Regions from separate parts of the Homo sapiens genome. Here regions 1 and 3 are each linked to region 2. Evidence: chromatin loops called from intact Hi-C (ENCODE). Cell type or tissue: PC-3. All regions are shown on one strand.

Region 1 (8,000 bases), 73 kb before region 2:
CCAAAATGCTGGGATTACAGGCATGAGGCACTGCGCCCAGCCTCCATGATTTCTTTATTCATTCCTCTGTTGTCGGCTGATGTTTTGTTACAGCAGCCCAAATAATGTAGACAGATTGAAACACATAATTGTAGTATGTATTTTAAATATTGGCTGAATGAAGTTATTTTTTAAAATTTCATAGTGTGAAGTTTGGCCTATTAAGGGCAATTACCCTATTAAGAAGATGCCCTAAATTTGAAGTATTCTAGCACGTGGTTGATGAATTCTTAGCCATGAGTTTAGGGGTAACAGGAAGTACATTCGGACCTGGAAGTGATGTCTTACAAGGCGAGTCACAAGTGTAGGTCCTCTAAAGGGTTCTACATGTATGATAGGAATCTACTCAGTGGTCTATACTGTTCTATCACATTTTGCAGGTGATGGTTGAGTGTCCAGTGTCAAGTGTAGTCAGGCACAAGTGATAAATAAAACTATCTTCATTAATAGCCCCATCTTCCCTGAGATGAACCCAGATAAACAGGAAAGTTTATGATTAAATTGGATGACATTGTACCCTAGCAGGCTTAGGGGGCAGAAAAAAGAATAATAGCATTTTGGGAATCACCCATTTATTTTTTGGCCAGGAGTACCATTTGCACTTGCCTGACTAATGAAAGAAGTTATGTTACACACGGGACCATTAGAGTCCCTAATGAGTCAAATTAGTTTCCTTGAAAGGGCCCCAGTGGCCCTCTCAGATTGCATCCTGGCACAGCAGAAAGACCTGGACCTAGGCCTTGTCTGCTGGGACATGTAACTGGCTGTATTTGCATGGGAGGCCTTCCTTACTCCTAGTTCACATGGCTGACTCTCAGGGTATGCTCAGAGCCCTGTAAGATTGGACAGATACAGAAATTTTGTTTGGTGGCACTGTATGAGTTTTGCCAGTTCTTTTGAGGTTGTAGGACTATATAGCAGAGGTTTTTGAATGAAAGATCTGGAATGGGGATAATTTTCTGACTTCTTGGTCTCAAAGCACCTTAAAACCTAAAATTAACCAGTGGAAGAATTAAGCCTCTGGCCTTAATTTATAGTGGCACATATCTGCTAAGGGCTTCATTCTGAACTTAATAGGAGTGCTAAGTCTTTTTTTCTATTTTTGAGACAGGGTCTTGCTCTGTCACCCAGGTTGGAGTACAGTGGTGAAATCATGGCTCACTGCAGCCTTGACCTCCTGGACTCAAGCGATCCTCCCACCTCAGCATCCCGCACCTCCGACCCCCAGTAGCTGGGATTACAGGCCTGTGCCACCACATTCAGCTAATTTTTGTATTTTTGTTTTTAAATAGAAATGGGGTCTCACCGTGTTGCTCAAGCTGGTCTTGAACTCCTGGCCTCAGGCGATCCACCTGCCTCGGCCTCCTTAAGTGCTGGGATTACAGGCGTGAGCCACCATGCCTGGCAATAGATCTTTTTGAGGCGGGGTCTTTAGGAGTTGAAGGTGAACTTTATGGTGAGGAGCTGCTCTTCTACCCTAGTAATTAAACTCATCTGGCATCAGTCTGTGTGAAAATACTAAGCATGTAGCAGGGCACATCTGCAGGTATTTTCTTAGGACAATGGCATTGAATGCTAATGTGTAGGGTGCATTACAGGGTCACAGACTTCCTGACTGCTGGATTCTGAGTGACCCCCTGGCCTTTCCCTAGAACTTCAAAGTCCCGTACGGTAGCCACTGGCCACAGGTGGCTACTGAGCACTTGAAAGGTAGCTGGTACGAATTGAGATGTACTCCAAGCATAAAATAGAACCTGGAATTAAAAGATTTAGTCTAAAAAAGTGTAAAATATATTGTTAATCATTTTTAAATATTGATTATATGAAGAAATACTATTTTTAGTATCAGGTTAAATAAAATATATTATTAAAATTAATTTCACTTATTTCTCTATCCTCTTTTGAAATGTGGCTACTAGAAAATTTAAATGGCTCAAATTATGTTTCTTTTGCATAGTGCTGCTTCAGAGAATAGTCAGTGGGAGAGTTAGACTAGTGAATGTGTGGCCAGAGGCTGTAAAATCCAAAATCTATGAATAGATATTGGGTCTGAGGAGGTGCTCTCTACAAGCAAGGCATTCAGAATTGAATTTCTCCAGTTTGCCTGGAGATCAACATACCACATCCATTTCAGTCCAGGACTTTCAGCACCAGAGGTGTGTGAGAGGCAAGATCCAGGGACCAAATAAGTCTATTAGTTCAGAGAGTCATGAAAAATGTTGTTAATCAATTGCTAGGAAACTAATATTTATAGCCAGTATTCAAACATCTGAATTGGGCTTGGAAAAACTGTTTTATTTCCTGAGAGAGATGCCCAAGGCTTTAGCCTCCTTAGAGATCTAACTCTCTGATGAGCCTCTCAGGGCCTGTTACTACTGGCTGCAGAGGAAGTGAGTGGATAATGACGCCCTAAGGTCACTGTGTGCAGGCCACAGTATTCCTGACATAGCCTCTCATTCTTCCCAAGGAGCATGGGACACTGCAGCCTGGTTTAAAGTGAGGCGGGGCTTTTCTTTTTCTTCAAGAATAGTTGGCTATATGTTGTGGGGTACTATACACATAATTCAGCATCTGCCACAAATGCATCATTGAAAGAATGGGTCATGTCAGACACTGTAGAGCTATTAGACTTTGGCTGGAAACAAATGGAAAAAGCAAATGGAAAAACAAATGGAAAACTCAGAACACTGGCCTTCTAATACAAACACTCACCTCAGTGACCAGTCATAGCCTTTCTTCCCTGAGGAATCTGCCATGTCATGGTGGGTGGGTGGGGGTGGGGTGGCATCTGGAGAGTGTTTGCCAATCTTGACTCTGTATCTTTAGGTTGCTTGATTCACCTATGCACCTGGAAGGGTAACTTTGGGCACCTAGCAGCATTTGGGAAGAATCAATTCTGACCAAAGCATTCAGTGGGCTGTACTTCAATCAACTTCCTGCTCGGTTTCCCATTTTAGCTTTCTTTCCCATTCACTGTCAAGCTGCAGACCTTTGGACTTGACAGTTATGTCTGGTGACTCCAGCCTCAGACCCTTGGCTCTCCCTCAAGAGATTTGCCTTAGATCTGTTCTACCAGAGCTCCTCTATTTGTATTTCCTTAGATATTTAAAAAAACAAAAAACAGTTAACATGGCAGGCCTGGCTCCTTACCAGGTTTGCCCTTGGCTGACATCTGCGAACTTGAATTTGGGAAAGGTTTCTACTATGCTAACTGATAAAAGTGGCTTACTATACCTAAACTATACAAACAATGTGAGTTTATGATGAATACCTGCTTTATTTCTGGGAGTCTGGAATTTGGTGGTAGGCAGAGGATGCCTATGTGATTTAACCACCAGTAAAACCCTGGGTGCAGAGTGTATAATGAGCTTCTCTGGTAGAAAACACTTCCCACATGTCATCATGACTCATTACTAAGGAGTTAGGCGTGTCTTCTGTGACTTCATTTGGAAAGAATTATCAAAAGCTTGAGCTTGGTTTCCTCTAGACTTTGCTCCATGTGCTTTTGCCTTTGCTGATTTTTCTTTGTACCCTTTTGCTATAATAAATCATAGCCATGAGTGTGACCATATGCTGACTCCTGAGTCCTTCTAGCAAATAACCAAATCTGGGGATGGTTTTGGGGGCCCTTGACATATCAGTTAATATACGGAAACCACTGGAGAAAGTCTTGAATGTAATTTTTGGTTTGATTATTTTTCTTAGAGTTCAGAATGGGAATCCCTAATACATCAAGCATTACATAATATGGTTGGGAGATCCAAAGCACTAAAGCCGAGGCTAATAATATGCGGAAAATTGGCATATGTTGTAGACTTCCCAAAAGACCCCCATTAGGACAAGTTACATAGGGTACACTCAGGAGAGATCAGTGCAGGAAGACCAAGGAAGGTTTGAAGGATTCAGTATGGCAGAAAGACATGCAAATCAGAGACAGGACCTTCCTTAAACAGAACCCAAGACCATATCCCAGAAAATGGAATAGAGAGACAAGGGCTGGTATTATCTCTGTCACATTGGCTGAGTAGGTTAAAATCAGAAAGTGTGTTGGAAAAACAAAGCAAAGCAAAGCAAAACAAAACAAAAAAAGGACCTGCAAGAAAGAATAGACTTCTTTTCTTCTGGGGGGAGGGACAGTGTCTCTGTCGCCCAAGATGGAGTGCAGTGGTACAATCTCAGCGCACTGCAACTTCTGCCTCCCAGGCTCAAGTGATCCTCCCAGCTCAGCTTCCTGAGTATTTTTAGTGGAGATGGGGTTTCACCTTGTTGCCCAGGCTGGTCTCGAACTCCTGTGCTCAAGCGATCTGCCCTCCCCGGCCTCCCAAACTGTTGGGATTACAGACGTGAGCCACTGCATCTGGCCACTTCTTTTTTAAAGTATACTGTTCTTGATAAAGCTGTAGTTAGGAATCTCTTTAGGGACAAAAAGTTTACAAATAGAAAGAGTAAAAAAAAAAATTTATTGAGAAATATTTTCATTATTCTACCCTACACAATGAAAGTTTTTTGTATATGGATGGTATAGATTAGGTTTAGCACTGAATATTTTTTATGTATTAAATATTAAAAAAAAAAAAAAGCCCTGCAAGGCCTCACTAGTTTTGTTTTCTCATGGAAAACCAGAGTTCAAATTCCCAATGGGGATGCAGCCCCTGATTTTTTGAAAGACAGAATATATAGTGGTTATGAGCATGGCCTTTGGAATCAGATGCCTTTTTTTGAGTTCTAGTCCTATTTATAGCTGTGTAATCTTGGACAAGTTAACAACCTCTTCATTTCCTAATTGTTTTCTCTTCAAATGCAAAGAATAATTATAATTGCTTCAAAGGGTTGCTGAAAGGTTGACCTGAATTGCTCCACGTAAAGGACTTACATAGTGCCTAGCATATACAGTATGCTCAATAAATGGTAGAGATCATTGTTATTATTACTATGACATGATTCCTGTGCTCTTAGAAAGTGAATCCATAGGATGTTGTGAATAATTGAGAGCTATAGTGATATGCATTGATAACTTGCGAATGTGATAAAACAAAATGCCCCTAAATTTTTAGTTATAAAACTAACTAAAAGGAATCACATGAAGGATAGCTCGAAGGCCCAGAAATTTTTTTTTTGAGACAGAGTCTCGCTCTGTCTCCCAGGCTGGAGTGCAGTGGCGTGATCTCGGCTCACGGCAAGCTCCGCCTCCCGCGTTCATGCCATTCTCCTGCCTCAGCCTCCCGTGTAAATGGGACTACAGGCGCCTGCCACTACGCCTGGCTAATTTTTTGTATTTTTAGTAGAGACGGGGTTTCACCGTGTTAGCCAGGATGGTCTCGATCTCCTGACTTCGAGATCTGCCCGCCTCGGCCTCCCAGAGTGCTGGGATTACAGGCGTGAGCCACCACGCCCGGCCAAAGGCCCAGAAAATTTTAATGAAACCAGTTTGAAGTTATTATCACATTTTAAGAATGTATCAATCAAAACAAGTCGTTGTTCAACTGTGGCAGGACAGAACAGTAGTTCCAGGACTTTGAATTTTATGACCAAGTTAGAAAAAAAATTGTAGAATGTGATGAAGTGCTGCCAACTTTTCAATTTACCCAAGACTGGCATGAAAAAGATCTAACAGTCTACTACTGCTGTCATGTCCTAAAAGAAAGATGTTTTGTCTCCAAAAAATACACATAGCATATCTTCAGAACAAAGATAGTACTTCCCAGAAAGTCTACTAATCTAGGGAGATTTTTTCCCCCCAACAGGTGAAAATCTCCTGAAAGGCAAGCAATACTCTTTGGATCAGCCCTTGGGATGAGAAAAGTCACAGTTGGGGCTGGGCACAGTGACTTGTGCTTGTAATCCCAGTGGTTCAGGAGGCTGAGGTGGGGGGATCCCTTGAGCTTGAGTGAGGAATTTTAGTGAGGCCCCCCGCTGCCTGCACAGTCTCTACCAATTTTTTTTTTTAATTAACCAGTTGTAGTGGCACATGTCTATAGTCCCAGCTACTCAGGAGGCTGAGATGGGAGGGTTGCTTGAGTCTAGGAGGTTGAGGCCACAGTGAGCTAAGAACATGCCTGAGCTAAGAACATGAATGTACTCCAGCCTGGACCACAGAGCAAGATCCTGTCTCAAAAAAAGAAAAGTCACAAAGGCAAACACCAGTAGTGTCCACTGTCCAAGCAAAAGGAAACTATGCCACCTAAATTTGACCTATTCCTGGTTCCAGTTGCAAAACCATTTATTTTTTCTTTCTTTCTTTTGTAGAATCATGGTCTCACTATTTTGCTCAGGCAGGTCTTGAACTCCAGGCCTCAAGTGATTCTCCCACCTCAGCCTCCCAAAATGCTGGAATTATAGACCTGAGACAACTGTGCCTGGCCTTGCAATACCATTTCCAATGCAAAGATAAATATAGGAGAGTTAGGCATTGATTTTGAGTACTTCCTCTTAATATGGTCACAAAAGTAACAGGACATTCACTAAACATTTGATTTATCTGTTTCTCTCATACTCATGAAGGAACCATCTAATTCCAATGTAGATCAACCAGGGAGAGCCTGGGTTGACCACCTGAACTTCAAACATTTCTAGCAAATCATGGAAATGACTTCTGAATATGGCTTAGCTTCCTATGTAGCTTCATTACAGGAGAGGGAATATGCTGATTATGTCCACAGGGGTATTGCTGTTTTATTTCTCCTAGTAAATTAATACATTTGCATTCTGGTACCTATTTTGGTCTCTTGTGCTTTTCAGACAACTTGTCCCAGTCTCTCAGGGCCTGATTACTCCCAGGCACTGAGAAAATGACATTTCCAGGATGTGGAAGCAGCTGGTCTTCTTGTATACCATGGCACATGCACACTATTCCATTTTTTTTTGCTACTTTATTTATTTTTTTTTAATTATACTTTAAGTTCTAGGGTACATGTGCACAACATGCAGGTTTGATACATAGGTATACATATGCTATGTTTGTTTGCTGCACCCATCGACTCATCATTTACATTAGGTATTTCTCCTAATGCTATCCCTCCCCCAGCCCCCCACCCTCCTACAGGCTCCAGTGTGTGATGTTCCCCACCCTGTGTCCAAGTGATCTCATTGTTCAATTCCCACCTATGAGTGAGAACATGCAGTGTTTGGTTTTCTGTCCTTGTGATAGTTAGCTCAGAATGATGGTTTCCAGCTTCATCCATGTCCCTGCAAAGGACATGAACTCATCCTTTTTTATGGCTGAGTAGTATTCCATGGTGTATATGTGCCACATTTTCTTTTTCCTTTTCTTTTCTTTTTTTTTTTTTTTTTTTTTTTGAGATGGAATCTCGCTCTGTTGCCCAGGCTGGAGTGCAGTGGTGGGATCTCAGCTCACTGCAAGCTCTGCCTCCCAGGTTCAGGCCATTCTCCTGCCTCGGCCTCCGGAGTAGCTGGGACTATAAGCGCCCGCCACCACACCCGGCTAATTTTTTGTATTTTTAGTAGAGACAGGGTTTCACCGTGTTAGCCAGGATGGTCTCCATCTCCTGACCTTGTGATCTGCCTGCCTTGGCCTCCCAAAGTGCTGGGATTACAGGTGTGAGCCACCACGCCCAGCCTATATGTGCCACATTTTCTTAATCCAGTCTATCATTGATGGACATGTGGGTTGGTTCCAAGTCTTTGCTATTGTGCACACGATTCCATTTTTAAATTCATGCCTATCTACTGACATTTACAAAAAAAATACATGGCAGTGGCTTTATTAGTCAAGGTGCAAGCTAAGCTGCTATAATAAAGAGACTCCAAAATATATTGACTTAAATAAAATGAAGTTTCTTTCTCTCTTATAAATCTAGAGTAAGAGGTCCAGGGCTGGCCTGGGGGTCTTACTTCATTAGAGCAGAGGCCTGGGTTTCATTCGGATACCCAAGTTTCTTCTGTCTCCTTGCTTTACCACCTCTCTAGGTATTGTCTTCATCCATATGGTTGAAACTGGCTCT
Region 2 (8,000 bases):
CTGTTCTTGCCAGGCTCTATTCTGTGGTAGAGGGGGAACCTGTGTTCTCTTTACATGGTTATGCTGGAAAGTATATGGATAAGGCAGGGGTCCTGCCTGAAGTAATCCCAGGGTATTTTTAATGTCCTTTAATTGCCATTCAGGATGTAAGTCAGACACAATTGGGTCTGGTCACAGTTTAGGACTACTGAGCCCTGTTTATATAAAGGTGAATTTAGCAAATAAATCTGAAGCTATTACTTATGTACAATTTATTTTTCTTTAACATCTATTGATTTCTAAGCAATGTGAAACTAGTTCCAGTATACTCTATGTATTATATGTCTTCATTTTGTTTTGTTTGTGATCCCTGGATAGCATTGGCAGTGAGGTGGGAGGAGGAGATGTAATTGAGAATTTGACAAGGGCCTTGCTACCATAATCAAACTGAAACCTTATCAGACTTATTTGAAGTTTTCAAGAAGTCCGATTTTCTTGAGGTTTGATAATGTTAACAGATGAAAAGTATATGACGTTAAGTTTTAAGTCTGTCTTTCTATGTATTTGCCATAAAATTCTGTTTTGCATTGCTTGGGTGATGTAGTTGTGAACATTTTAAATTTACATGCAAATTTCATAGTAGTCATCTTTCCTTCAGGTCCAAGGAAAGTATGGCAGCAGATATGCCTTCTGTCTTTTGCCTTGGAGGGATTTTGACCTGACCTGAAGGTAGAAGATTGTTGTTTTTTTGCATTTAGCTTAGGTTACCTACAGGGATAGGAAAGATGTGGATTTCTTTTAAAAGAGTACTAAGAATTTTAACATTAGTATCTGACATCTTTTTGCTTTGAGTTATTATTGACTGTTAGTTTTGGTTATCATAATTGTTTATCTACTACAGCCTCTAGGAGGACATTGTACCTAGGGAGATTTTAAAAAATCAAACTTAGTATGAGGCCAGAATACGAATAATTTTATCATTAATTACATTTCATTTCCCCTAATGCTTCTTATGTGTGAGAGTAGTACTTGTTCTTAAGTGACCAACATATTTAATGTACTATGTCCATATATTAAAAGAATAGAAACTAGTCTTGGCAGACACTGAAATAGTTAATTGGCTTTTACAGCCAAGATAGTTTTATAAAACTTTGTGAAAATTAAGAAACGGGAAGAAAAGTATTTTTCTATGCACTAATGGCATATTTTATTAACCCTTTACCTTAGGCTATAACATTTTTTTTTTTTGCAGCATTCTTTCATTAGATAAGCAGCTGGAGGAAGGAGGCTAGTTAGTTTACTGTAATTGTTAAATATCTACAAACATTCAGATAGTTAAAATAATTATTTCCATATAAAATCCTGGGTAGAGGTGAGGTTTTTCTAAAAATAAATGATAATTTTGAGAAAGGAATAAGAGCAGCGACATAATTCTGACTTTGAGACCTGTAATCTTTGATAGCAAACTTTTTTTGTTTTTTTTTGAGACAAAGTCTTGGTCTGCTGCCCAGGCTGGAGTTCAGTGGCGTGATCTCAGCTCACGGCAACCTCCGTCTCTTGGGTTCAGATGATTCTCCTGCCTCTTCCTCCCATGTAGCTGGGATTATAGGCATGAGCTACCATGCCCGGCTAATTTTTTATATTTTTACTAGAGACATGGTTTCACCGTGTTGGCCAGGCTGGCCTCGAACTCCTGACCTCAGGTGATCTGCCCACCTCGGTCTCTCAAAAGTGTCGGGATTATAGGTGTGAGCCATGGCGCCCAGCCGCAGACTTTTAAATACAGCATTTAGAAAGGTTTGATGACATCTTATGGTCTTTAATTGGACTGAACTTTTACATTCTTATTAGTACACATATAAAATCAACAGCTTTTCATGATTCGGCATTTACATCTTAAATCCTGCACTTTGCTCTGTTAGGAAATAGAGCAACACTGGATATTTCAAGCTAATAGGAAAAGTCTACATTTGATACAGAAAAGTTACCTTACGCAATATTGAGGAGCTAGTGAACAAGGGTTAGGGGGTGGGGGTGCCAGAGACCAGAGCATGCAAGAATGAGAGAGAGATTACATTGTCCTCTTCCATTTTAGTTGGTAGTTTCTACTGAAAACTGTAAAGTTTAACTTTTTGGAATTGTAACTATCCAAAGTGGGAATGTAAACTATATTGAACAAAATTTATTTAGCCTGTTAAAAAGTCAACCTAAAACTATGGTTAATTAGTTTATATTATTACATCACTTTTAGTAGAGACTCAACAATCAGTGCAGAGTAAGAGGAGCTATTATCAGGTGAGCTGACTGCTACCCATATGGGGCTTTAAGATAATGATGAGTTTAAATTTCCTCTTAGAGCTAAGTGAGAATAAAACTGGAGGCAATAAATACTCTTGGCCAAAGCCATTAAATGAAAAAGCTGGGAATTCTCCAGCTCTTGACTTAAATTGTTTGTTTATCAGCTGGCGCCTAGTCTGGAGTCAAGAGCTGGAGATTTCTATCTGTGACAGAACTTTGAAACTCTTGCAGGACACTTTCATTTCAACTTAAGGTAACTTGAGTTTATAGCTTTGGCTTTAAAGATTACTAATGATTTACTCATTTCCTTACCATTTAACCAGAGTGGACTTTTTCCCAGGAAGGGATCTGTGTTTATTTAGGGCCTTTGTCTGCGGAGGGATTAAAAGGCAGCCCACCAGCATTGTGAACTTGATGGTCATAAAAGGTCACCAAAACACACCATAAAAACATTCTTACCATGGAATTAATTATACAGTGTAATTTTACAAAGCAACTTGGTTACTCCATCTTACCCCCTCCCCCATATTTAAACATTTCAACTTTTAAAAAGTAAATCTTTGGTATAATTTTGGTTTATGAAAAAAATGTTTTATGATGTTTAAATGCTGAGGAAATTGTCATGTGCATATGTACAGTTTAATTGCTTAAAAATCTTAAAATTTTTGAAATGAAAATGATCATTTATTGTTAAACTGTGGGATGAATAACTTGTTTGGGAGGAGGTTAGAGTAGTCAGAAGAGTTGGTTAGTATTTCATAGAACAGCTCAGTTTCCAAAAACCTAAGTCCAGCTAAGAATTTATCTGTGCCACCAGGTGGCATTGCATCCAAACCTGCTAATGATAAAAGGATTATAAAATATATTATTTTTTGTTAAAGATATAACGATTTTACTTTTGAAGTTGACTGAAAACTACATCTGATATCAAGGTTAAGTATCTGCAAAGAATTGAAAAGATTTCTAAACTCTAAATATTTGTTTTTAGGTTGTTGATATTAAAACGAAAGTAAATGAAAATGAAATATTTGGAGGGGATTGCTATTTTTCATTTAGTAAAATAAGCATTTAACATTTGGCTTTTTTTTTTTTTTTTTTTTTTTTTTTTGCTTGTCTAAACACTGGAGAGGGGAATCCAGCGTATAAAAATTCTCACAAATATTTCAAATCCCCGCCCCCCACCATGTGGCAAGATTCCACCCCCCTCCCTGGGTCTTGTAAAAAAAAAAAAAAAAAAAGTGTCAGCAGGTTTTACTGTATGGGAATTTTTAAAAAGAGGGAGAAACCTCTGAAAGGTGCAAGTTGGTCCTTTTCACAAGCCTAACTATGAGATTCATTAGGCAGTTCATGTTCATGTCTTAAAAGCTGTTTTTGGGAAAGTAAATTCTTGAGTTTCCTGTACTGTTTTTCAGGGAGTCTTTATAGTCTTTTGAATCAGCTCATTTTAAAACAGTGATAATGTAAAAAGCACAATAAAAAAAGGCTCATTATAAATTTTATAAAAGTGTGATTTTTTTCATTAAAATACGTATTCATGTTCTATTTTTATGAACCCATAAATATAAGTTAATAAACTGTAGCAGAAACAATTAAATTACTTAATACAGCTATCCAGGTGATAGGATATGTTGTCAGAATAAATAAAGCTCAGTGTATATTCTATTGATTTTTATTCTTTTAAAAAATGTATTCACCATGCAGAGTGATGTTTAATGCTTAGCTTTGATCATTTAGCAAAAAGCTTAGTGCTACTCATTTTATACTCTTGCCTCTTCTGAGGCTTCTTAATGTGCACAACCTGTTTTAAGAAATGTATATGTTTTCAAAGTAAATGTTTGACCTCCCACCTTGATGTTCCCACTTAAAAGCAAAACCCTCCCCTCCCTTATATTTTGAATAACTTGATGAGAATGTGTGTTGTACTAAAACTAAATATATGCACCCTTCAGTATTACCAAAAGAGACCTTTTGGTTTTAAAAATTAGGAAATTTCACTTTTGAAAGTAGTCTAGACAAAGGTACTCATGACATTTGACCCTGAAATTTTTACTTTTAAACTTGATGCAACAGTCTGCTTCTTAGCTTTGTTGTATGCTAATATTTCTACTTATTTAACATCAAAAAGCTGTAGAGGTTTCTCTTTATAGATTATGCCTGTGTTCTGGAATTGCCTCCTGCTGTCCATGAATTGCTTCTTGGCTTGTTGTGTTAGAATTTCTCACCAGGGTCTTTTGTGAGCTATGTAGCCAACATTAAAAAAAAAAAAATCAAATTTGATAGAGTAAACTGGACTAGTAAAAATTATACTTACTATTCATAATTATAATTGAGGTTTCTTGGCTCAGCATATCAATTTTATGCAGTAAGAGTAAGCACATACAAATCTCATGTAATGATATGCATACATATAGTTGCCTACAATGACTGTTTTTCTAGTTATTTCTATAATATTAAAATGATTTTTTTGCTGAAATTCCAGAAATCTAAAAACATTGAAAAATAATGATAATGAGAAAAACAATTCTTACTTGTTAGGGTATATGTTATTTAGTAATGAAGCATTTAGATTTTGGATTCTCTCATTTCAGTTGGAAATAGTATTGGTGTAAGTGAGTGTTGCCATGGGAACCTCCACATAGATATAAAAGGCAATACTGTCTAAGTGGAGGAGGAGGGGCGATGTACTGAAATACCACTGGCCTAAATGATCTATTTTATGTATGTGTGTTGGTGTGGGGGTGAGAGCTAGGATGAAAAGGGGAGAGAAAGTACTACAGAAAGTAAATGTTAGCAGTCAAAGCAATTTACTCACACTTTTGGATTCTTTTAGATAGAAGTGTTTTAAAGCTCGAAATGTGATTCTTAATTATTGGTATCATTTGCACACACTGGGGAGTCTTTGCATATCTTATTTTTAATGTACAGTGGAATATGTTTAACTTACTTGGTTTTAGATAAAATTTAATTTAGTGAAATTTGAGAGTTAGGATTTCAGTCTTTGAAATGGCTTTATACATGTTATTAAAGATGTTATATTTAATTCTTTTTAAATATCTGAAATTTAGAAAAACTGATTAGGACACAGTTAATGTGGCTTTCAAAGAAAAGCTGGCATTTTGGCTTTATAGTATTTTTAATACTAGATTTTTAGTAATTTTCTATAAATATATAGGCAAGGAAACAATGACTTACTGTATCTGCATGTGTAATATTTTATGGTTAAAAAAATAAAGAATGAAAACAACAAAACCTAACATAAAATCTTTTTATATCCCTTAGGAGCACATAAAGATTGTAGAGATAGAGATGATTAGAGAACAACCAATTTAACTGCATGCAAAGTAACATTTTTGTTTTTTGTATGTTTAGGTTACAAAAAAACAATGAAATTGTGCCCAACCTGAGTTAGCCTGGTAAAATGCAGCAGCATCATCATTGCAGTTTTAACACTATGGATTCTGGTTGTCAGATACAAATATAAAAAAAAGAAGAGATATTAACTGACAAAAACTGTTTAAACTTACCTTTTTAGTCAATCCAGAGAAAAAGCTGCCAAGGTAATAAAACATCCAGAAGTTTTTAAGTTAAAACGAGTAATTTAAATTAAAAGGGGTGAGGGGGCATGAGCAAGCAAGGGAGAAGAAAAAAGGGGTGAAAACGACAGGCACTTTGCTTCCTGGGCCTGGCTGTATCTGATGTAAATTAACCAGCAGTGGGGAGTGTATTGTTTCCAACTCCACATAAACAATGCTGGGTATCTCTTTGGGAATGGGTGGGTGCTGGGATGGATGGAGGTTGTTGAGAAGGGAACTGGCAAGCAGAGTTTATAATCTATTAGTGGATTTTTTTTGGCATGCGAAACATAGTAGGAAAGAGTAAATAATGAGAAAGTACGTTTGCATGTAAAATTGATCAAGTGAAACCTTAAAATGATGTGAAATAATTCATAATTGTTAGAGAATGCTTATTTGTCAGTAATCTTCAGGTTTAAAAAAATTTTTTTTAAAGACTGACGCCTTGTAATGTAAAACGTTCAGCAATGAAGATACCCAGTTTTAAGTGTACTTTTGGCATAGTATATCAGCTTAGCTCTAAACATGGCTTCTAAAAACTAAAAGACTAAGGAAACTTGTATTTCTTTGAAAAATAGGTAACAAGAGGGATGAAAAGTCAAGTTTATTTTTAAAAATAAGAGAATGAAAGTAAGAGCTACAACATCCATGTTGTTTTTCTGTTTCAGTTTTTGCCTGCTGCTTTTTCTTCCCTGCACTCTTTCTTGGAATAAAATCTGATAGTCTTAACGGAGTGGAAAGTGTGAAAATGCACACAGCCTTATCAATAAGTAGATTCAAAACATCTCTAATCACCTTAAAGTTTTATAGTGCAGAATTTTCTAGAAGTCAACTGATTAATTAAGTACCTTTTGTGTGTCAGTTTATCACACTGGGTTGTTTCTGTATTTTAAAACATTTCATCCTTATAGCATCCCCATGAAATGCAGATTATCCTCTTTTTTTTTTTTTCAGTGAGGAAGTTGAGTCTCAGGAAGGCACAATAGGACAATATGCAATTTTAAGAATTAGCCTGATTTAGCAAAAATAAGACATTTTAGGTAGAGGATTTTCAATATTATTGCAGGAGACTAATACATTCAAGTTTGGAGTTTCTTTGGGTTGCTAGAATAACTAAAAGGCTTTGGTTTGTTTCATTTAAAAACAAAATAGAGAAAAATACTTTTTCTTGTTCTATCGATATCACACCATTCAATGACCCCACTCCCACACAATACCCACAATCAAAATATAGAAAGAATTATTAGCTAACCAAAAAAAGTTCACATAGGTAATCTAAAGTAATTTTATTTTTGGTTTTAAGTGCTTTAATCTAGTTAACTAAAGGAACAAAAAGGGCAAACATGTATAAACAAGTGAAAACCAGAATTTTTAACCTTCTAACATAATATCCTTCATAGGTCTTTTAGCAATTGGATTATTAAAAAGCCAGAATACCTTATTTAGTTATTAATCATAATATGAGTACACAGGACAGCTTTACGTATTTTCCCCTTTACCTTAAATTTTTAAATTTTTATTTTCCAACATTACCCAGTTAAATGCACTTTTATAACTTTTTAAATACCCAAAATTGACCTTTACAAAATATCAATGAGAATTTCAGTATTCAACATTAATCACTGATAAGCTTTTTTTTAGCACGTTTATAGTATAGGTATTTAACGTTAATACATGATTAACAGTGTATCAAGCTTATTGCACAATCATAATAAAATACACTATTCAGTGCTAATTAGGCATTGCAATTATCATTTGGTGTTGTACTGAAAGAATTATATTGGTAACTGATGCTTTTCATCTTGTTAGTATTTTTAATCCCTCTCAATATATATAATCTTTCAGTAGTTTCATCAAAAGAAATCTGTTCCAACAACTTTAAACAGAGGACCTTCAAGAGTGTGAGGTGTGTGTAATAGTTTTATCTTGAAGAGAACTCAGTGAAAGATACTTTCTAGATTATGTTAAAAAGATCCAATCAACCGGCCCATACTCATCATGATTTAACTTTTACAGTTTTATACATAGGTTTCATTGAAGGCTGTAAGAAAATCTGATGTTTATAACATTTTCCTTTGCCAGTGTTTGTCTGAATTTTGCAAAGATCAAGTATCCAAAGTACGAAATGCTAGTGTATTTTTGGAAAACAAA
Region 3 (8,000 bases), 180 kb before region 2:
TTATTACCAACATAATAGCTGATGCAGGTGAGGAGCATCAAAGGACAATAAAAACATTGAGGAAAGGCTGTTGGAGAACAGGGTGTTTATACAGATTGCTTAATAATCACAAACAGGGAAAGAAAAGAAAGGCACCTATATAGAGACAGGTAGGCATAACTTTAAACAAATTATTAAACCTAACATTATCAAGAACGAAACAAATTGACATTATATAACTTTTGATATGACTCCAACAGGATGGACAAAACATCATCTATGTCTTTTCTTGCAAAAATGTCTCACCTGAATCTAGTCATGAGAAACAACAGACAAATCCAGATTATAGAACATTTTCTCAGACTAGCCTGTCTTCTCCAAAAATATCAATGTCATAAAAAGTGTAGGGACACTATTCTAGACTGAAACCGACTCAAAATACAACAATCAAAATAATATGTAGTCTTTGACTAACTGTGAATCACAAAATTTTAAAGATTATATAAGAATACATTTGGGGCAATGTGATTGTGAACTAACTATGAGAATGACTGTTATTCAATCAGTGCTAAATTCTTAGGTGTAATAACGGTGTCATGGCTATGAAGAAGAATGCACTTGTTCATAAGGGAGACATGCTAAAGTATTTAGAGTAAATTATCGTAATACTTGCAACTCACATCGCTCAGAAAAAAAGGCATATAAATGAGGGAGATAAAACAAAGAATGGCAAAATATTTTAGGGTACATCAGTATTCATTGTTCTGTTCTTCCAACTGTTTTGTAAGTTTGAACTTTTTTAGAACAAAAGCTTGGGGGAATTAAAAATGAAAATCATATTGCATACATTTCATAGGTATGTTTTACAATCTTCAAATATATATAGCAAAAGTACTTACTTTACTTGAGGTTGTAAGCAGGAAAGTTCTTTGCAGATTTTCCTTTTCAGCCAAACATAACTGCAGCCTGCCAATCTCTTCTTTGAAATGAGTAATCACGCTTTCTTTGTTCCCATCTAAATTTTTTAAAGTCTGGACCTCTGACATAAGCTTGGTATTTTCTATTTCTGTATTCTTCAAATGTACCTGTAATGGTGTTTGAAAATGTCAAGAATATTCTAACTCCATGACCTAAGTTAGTCAAAGTTTAAAATACCATTATATTTCTAACCCAAAGACAACGAAAGGAAGGAAAGACATACTAGACTAGGATTTAGGAGACCCAGGTTCTGCCAAATGACTAGTTAAGCATGCAGGAGCAGAACACAGCTTTTCTAAGCTTTTTTATTTTCCAGAGAGATTATTCTAAGCCCTAACAACATCACCTGATCTCTAAAGTCTTTTCCTTTGATTTAATGGTTTCAGGTTCTCTTTAAAAATGCAAATAGATTTGGTTGTTCTTTTGGGGAAACAAATTATGTTATTTGGCATATTCAAATCTGGCACGACAAGACTCTGGAAAACTAGAAGGGGTGCATTCAAAAACAACATCTCAAACAATTCCATTTTCTGCAGGCGAAAAGTACGATATCATTTAGTTTCAATGTGCTGAAAAATGTATTTGTTGACTAACCCAACTATATTGATTTTCCCATGACTCTCGCTATTGCTGATTTGCTCCTAACACACATACAAATCAAATTCAATAACTGGAATTATAAATACAGACCTGTAGTGTACACTATCAAGTATATCCTGCTTTCGTTAAGAGTACTGAGGAGAAATGAATTAACTTACTTCTTGCACTTTACTCTTTAAATATACAGAATGCTGAAGGACTAATTCCTGTTCACAAGGATAGAATATTAACTCCTGATTCTCTGAAGACATCAGCAACCAACACCCTTGCAGCATCACTTTAAAACGCTACCTGATGTTCATAATCATCAGCTCATTAAATTGACTTAACAAGAAACGGACTTAACTCAGAATGTTCTTGAAATTCCTCATCTGGAATTGCCTTCAGGAAATGCTTATGAGCCACTTAAAAAAATAAGTCTCAATTTGCACCCACAGCATTACTGACAATTAAGCTAACTACCCTATATTTCAGGGTTGCTTAAAAAAATAAATAAATAAAAACTGCCAGGCACGGCGGCTCACGCCTGTAATCCCAGCACTTTGGGAGGCTGAGGCGGGTCAGGAGATCGAGACCATCCTGGCTAACATGGTGAAACCTCGTCTCTACTAAAAAAATACAAAAAATTAGCCGGACGTGGTCGCGGGCACCTGTAGTCCCAGGTCCTCGGGAGGCTGAGGCAGGAGAATGGCGTGAACCCGAGAGGCAGAGCTTGCAGTGGGCCGAGATCGCACCACTGCACTTCAGCCTGGGCGACAGAGCGAGACTCCATCTCAAAAAAAAAAAAAAAAATTCAAAACTTCAAGCGGTCAAGATTTGTTAGCAGTGAGGATATTTTTACAAAATGACATCTCTGAAGATATTCTAAAAGTCAAACTCTAAAATGGGATTATTACTAAATTAATGTTCTCCCCAATGTGTATATATATATATGTTCTTAAAAAGGAAAAATAGTTACATGAATTGTGATAAACAAGTATCTTAATTCCATTAAACCTCTTCAACTTATTACACACTACCTGTTAAGTATCTAAAACAGCAGCAAATTAATTCCCTGAAAACTAACTTTTAGGGGTGATATACAACATGACTGTGACTTCCTCCTTGCTCTCTCCTGGATCACTCACTCTGAGAGAAGCTAGCTGCCATGCTGTGAGGATATTCAAGCAGCCTATGAAAAGACCACTTCAAGAGGAGCTGAAGGTTCTCCTGCCAAAAGCCACTGGAGTAAGCCATCTTGAAAGCAAACCCTCCAGTCCCAATCAAGCCCTTAGCTGACTGCACCCCTTGCCAACATCCTGACTGCAACTACACAAGAGGCTAGAGCCAGAACCACTCAGCTAAGCTGCTCCTAAATTGCTGACCTACAGCCCCTAAGTTCTGGGGTCATTTCTTTTGAAGCAACAGGCAATAGATATGGTAAAAAATAAATTACCTTATAAAGTTCCTTTTCATCCTTCTCTGTCTTCAACTGACATTCAAGTTGTTCTCTTTCATGTTGTGCCTTCTTGAGTTTGTCCTTTAAACTAAGATAGGTATGATAAAGTAACATTATAATGTTTTAAAGTTTTAAAATTTTTATTGAATTTATTTTTTAAAAGCATGAGAAATACCTGTCTAATTCGGTTTCTTTTTCAATTGCTTTATGTGTTACTGACACAATATCTTCCTCAAGCTGATGGGCTTTGGATGTAGCATCACTGAACCTCTTCTTAAACTCTTCATTTTCCATTTTTAAGCTTTGTGTTACTTCAGTAAGACCCTGAGAAGTGACAACAAGGTATTTTGAGAAAACACAGAAACATAATCAGTAAAGCAAATTTGCATATCTTTAAGAAAACTATGTATTCTTAGAATTTTAATCCCACATTTGTTCCCTCCAAATTTGAGAAGCTAAGACTATAAAACTTGAAATGATAACATATATTTAAATTTTCATATACTAAATTAATCGATAATTTGTTTTTTGTTTGGGGTCTCACTTTGTCACTCAGGCTGCAGTATGGTGGCACAATCACAGCTCAGGTGATCCTCCCACCTCAGCCTCCCAGGTAGTTGGGACTACAGGCACCCACCACCACGCCTGGCTAATTTTTTTTTTAATAGAGACAGGGTTTTGCCATGTCACCCAGGCTGAAACTCCTGGGCTCAAACAATCCTCCTGCCTCGGCCTCCAAAAGTGCTGGGACTACAGGCATGAGCAATGATTCGTTTATTTATATACATTTTCCCCCCACCTTCAGACTTTTCATGTACCCTGTATGTTGATTTTACTAACTTTTCTCCACCAGGGGGCAGGCAAGAAAAATGAGAAAAAAATTTTAAAAATTAGTCACGACATATCAAGTCTTACACGACACCATCAAGGTTAACACCCACTTTTTCTAGCACAGGTCACTAACTGCCATCAAAGCACTAACATATGCCTAAAGCCATGTTCCTAATCTTCTTGCCAGTGTGACTCAGAGGCCTAAACAAATATTCAAAGACACTAAGACAAATATAAAAGAGGTAGTAAGTGCAACAAATTGAATGTTGAATTGAATTTCTACTTGGAATATTCTACTTTAAATGGACAATTCATAAGACTCAAATATAACAGTGTATATAGGGAAGTGCTTTGTTATAGAAAACTATATTATAAAAGAATTGGTAAATTAAGATAAAATTATTTTTATTAAAGAACAATTTTAAAATTTCTCCCCAAAACAGTAATACTTACCTACCCAGCAACAAAAACTAAAAAAATCACCGTTCTGCCAAGTTAAAAGTATGAAAGATTATATAGTATTTATAATTCACTTTAATTCACATAAAAGAACTCACCCAAGTATTTTCTTGATAGAATATCATTTTAAATATCTTGCTAGAATATGAACATTGCTACATTATTTTCTAAAAGTCAGATACACCCTATTGACTTATTTTTGGTCAAAGCAAATGTTTGTCTGACTGAATTTGTAACACTAACCAAAAACTGTTGTACAAAATGCTTTTTTGGTTCCAATGCCATAATACCAGAGAAAAAAACAAATAATATTTATTTCCTCTGCAATCATAATGATTGCTGTGAAATTGGGCACATTTTCAGGATTTGTCTTGTTGATTTATAAAGATGGCCAGAGAGGTTTCTAAATAATGTTCACATTTTTTTTATTTTTAGTTTTACCACCAGTGCTCTCTTGGCACTGCAAATACACTACAGATTTAACCCAAGTATTTCTCCCTAGGACAAAATTACTTTCCAATCCTGTAAGTAATGAAGCCCTATAACGGGTATACAGCATTCTACAAAATGCATAGGAAAAGAGAAAAAAATCACTAGCAACTGAATGTAAATCATGAACTAATTGCTTTGAGTCAGTTAACTTTACAGTGAATTATAAATTAACTCTGACTACAACAAGCGTCTTAGACTTTCTCTGGTGCCCATAAAGGCACCTGATAGCTTCCCAGCATACAAGCCTCCTTTCAAAACACATGAAAACGATAAAGTAAGGATTATTCTTCAGGCCTGTAGTTTTCACGTCTGAGTTAAGCATAAGCATCTTCAATGTGGCTCCGTCGTTCTTAGCATGAAAAAGCTAAGAGCTTTGCCATTTCAAACAACTAGGAATCATGCTTTCAAAAATTAACTTTAAAAGATAAAATCTAAAAGACAATTTTTCTAAAACACTTTTAGTCATTTGTAAATCATGCCAAAAGGACATCATAATTCTAATATTAAAACAAAGAAAACCTCCATCAGATAATTAAGCCTGCTACATTGTATGCCGATATGAAAACAATCATAAAAATTGGGGCAAAGGGAGATAAAGAGATTTGAGTACTTCAGATTCATGCAGGGACTTTCCTCCCACTCCTAAACTAAAAAAATCACTGTTTCCATGAGCCACTATTACCAATTCCCACAAGTCATAACTCTCACTTATGAATAACCCGATAAAAAGATTATGAATCATTCATCTAGGTGGCTAAACACATTTTAAAAGTATTTAAAATAACAGAGCACATTTATTCTCATGTTAAAAAATAAAATTCTGATTATAAACAAAAGCATATGAAGAAACCAGATACAGTATCACTAACAATTATCTAGAAAAAAGGTATGGTATTCTAGATTCACACATACACAGAGTAAAATTTAGTAAACTAGCACCTGAACACTTTAAATAACAAATTATTGACAAAACAATTATTTATGAAAATTGCTAGTCAGATTTTAAATCAAATATCACTCATTTTACTTAATCTGGCTTTTCTCAAACACCTAATTTTGAAATCAACTATAATACCAAGTTATGATGACAGCTACACAGACTATAAAGACATCTTCTCTGGTTTCTACAAATCCACCAGACAAAAATATAATATTTGGCCGGTGTGGCAGCTCACATCTGTAATCCCAGCACTTTGGGGGGCCTAGGTGGGTGGGTCACCTGAGGTCAGTAGTTCAAGACCTGCCTGGCCAACATGGTGAAATCCCATCTCTACTAAAAATACCAAAGAAAAAAAAAATTAGCTGGGCGTGGTGGTGTGTGCCTGTAGTCCCAGCTACTTGAGAGGCTACTCAAGCAGGAGAATTGCTTGAACACACGACGTGGAGGTTGCAATGAGCCTAGATTATGCCACTGCACTCCAGCCTGGGCGACAGAGAAAGACTCCATCTCAAAAAAATAAAATAAAATAAAACAAGAAAAGAAAACAAAAAGTTTTTAAAATGGAAAAATCTTATGGAATTTGGATACAAAGAAAGAATATTTTTGCACAGCTGTACATGTTTGTGTTTTGAGCTAAATGTTATTTCAAAAGAATCAAAAAGTTTTTAAAAAGAGAGTGAAAATGTTACAGTGAGCTAAGGTTAATTTATTTTTGGAGAAAAAAATATTTTATACATTTAGTATAGTCTGGCCAGGTGCGGTGGCTCATGTCTGTAATCACAGCATTTTGGGAGGCCGAGGCGGGCAGATCACCTGAGGTCAGGTGTACGAGAGCCTGGCCAACATGGTGAAACCCTGTCTCTACTAAAAACATAAAAATCAGCCAGGTGTGGTGGCGTGCACCTGTAATCCCAGTTACTCCGGAGGCTGAGGCACAAGAATCACCTGAACCCAGGAGCTGGAGGTTGCAGTGAGCCGAGATCACGCCACTGCACTGTACTCCAGCCTGGGCAACAGAGTAAGACTCCGTCTCAAAAAAAAAAATTAATTAATTAATTAATTTAGTGTAGTCTAAGTATACAATATTTATAAAATCTACAGTAGTGTACAGCAATGCCCTGGGCCTTCACATTCACTCACTACTCACTCCCTGAATAACCTAGAGCACTGTCAGTCCTGCAAGCTCCATTTGTGGTAAATGCCCTATACAGGTATAACAAATTTTACATTTTATACAATATTTTTACTGTACCTTTCCTTTTCTAAGATATCTAGATATGTTTAGATACACAAATATTTACCATGTGTTACAACTGCCTACAGTATTCAGTACACTAACATGCTGTACAGGTTTGTAGCCTAGGAGCAACAGGTTATACCATATAGCCTAGGTGCGCAGTAGGATATACTATCTAGGTTTGTGTAAGTACACTCTATGATGTTTGCACAAAGAGGAAATCATCTAACAACACATTTCTAAGAACGTATCCCCATTGTCAAGTGGTGCATGACTATAGTAAAAAATGTGAGGGCTACCTTCAATTCACTGAAAAATCTGCTATGAACAAATGTACTTAAATTCAACTTTTACAGAAAATAACAGATCCAAGCACTATTTTTGTGGTTGGAGTGGAGAGGAGGGGGAAGAGAGACAGGCTACAAATATATTAGTGTCTAAATTATTTCCTGAATATGAATTTATTCCACAAACTAGTGATTTTTTTTTAACATTAGGTTTCATATACATTTTTAAAGAGTTAGGGAATAAGTAAAAAAATTTAGGGTAGTATAACTTTACTTAAAATTACCTTTTAATTAAATTGAATGGGAACTACTCAATGATGTAGTCTTATGAAATAAACTATGAAAATGCTTCATTGTACAGTTCTGTACTTATCAATACAAAAATTATGGGTTTAAAAGTATATAAATATATTGTAGAAATAATATATTATGAGTTTCTTAAAACTATTACTTTGTAAAGCAGGTACAAAATTAAAGTAATTGGCTTGAAAGAAATATATTGCTATGTATACATAAGTTATAATCATCACCCCATGTATTAAAATTAAGCCTTTTGTATCTTTTCTTGATGACAATTGGCAAAAACAAACAAAAACAAATTCAATGAGATCATAAATTCAAAACTGGTTTTTGGCAATTCCATGTATTAGATACTAAATGCCTTAAACTGCCTCTGTCCAAAACCAGGTACCTAATGCTATGATAACAATAACAGCTATCTTGAGAGCTACTGTGTAGGAAATGTTATGTGCTTTATGT

Evidence for each region. Peaks named below come from ENCODE experiments on the same cell type or tissue, not always from the same donor. Only the 100,000 strongest peaks of a DNase experiment are listed, where the experiment ranks them.
Region 1: a loop joins it to region 2, with 7 times the contacts of the local background. A loop is called at or near these places in 6 of 110 quality-filtered maps.
Region 3: a loop joins it to region 2, with 2.4 times the contacts of the local background. A loop is called at or near these places in 4 of 110 quality-filtered maps.

Annotation. Positions count from the first base shown.
Region 1 is chr7:27,673,571-27,681,570 of GRCh38, reverse strand. The region is part of intron 2 of LOC105375211 (a long non-coding RNA gene); the gene reads right to left. Among named protein-coding and RNA genes, the nearest start is that of HIBADH, 15 kb to the right of the region's middle. RefSeq lists an enhancer at 2,772-3,971. In PC-3, no CTCF peak of the experiment used is centred here; a DNase peak (open chromatin) is centred at 3,420; H3K4me3 peaks cover 434 bases; H3K27ac peaks cover 3,092 bases.
Region 2 is chr7:27,600,972-27,608,971 of GRCh38, reverse strand. The region is part of intron 4 of HIBADH (3-hydroxyisobutyrate dehydrogenase); the gene reads left to right. It overlaps LOC107986699 (a long non-coding RNA gene), which reads left to right. Exons shown (of 2, transcript XR_001744911.2): 1 at 1-708; 2 at 2,442-6,578. Among named protein-coding and RNA genes, the nearest start is that of TSL, 11 kb to the left of the region's middle. RefSeq lists an enhancer at 5,575-6,335. In PC-3, a CTCF peak has its summit at 3,080 (motif pointing right); DNase peaks (open chromatin) are centred at 2,601 and 3,051; H3K4me3 peaks cover 1,561 bases; H3K27ac peaks cover 2,860 bases.
Region 3 is chr7:27,780,482-27,788,481 of GRCh38, reverse strand. TAX1BP1 (Tax1 binding protein 1) reads right to left here. Exons shown (of 17, transcript NM_006024.7): 6 at 3,171-3,319; 7 at 2,993-3,083; 8 at 879-1,064. Among named protein-coding and RNA genes, the nearest start is that of TAX1BP1-AS1, 44 kb to the right of the region's middle. In PC-3, a CTCF peak has its summit at 3,833 (motif pointing right); DNase peaks (open chromatin) are centred at 3,931 and 5,441; H3K4me3 peaks cover 1,008 bases; H3K27ac peaks cover 2,117 bases.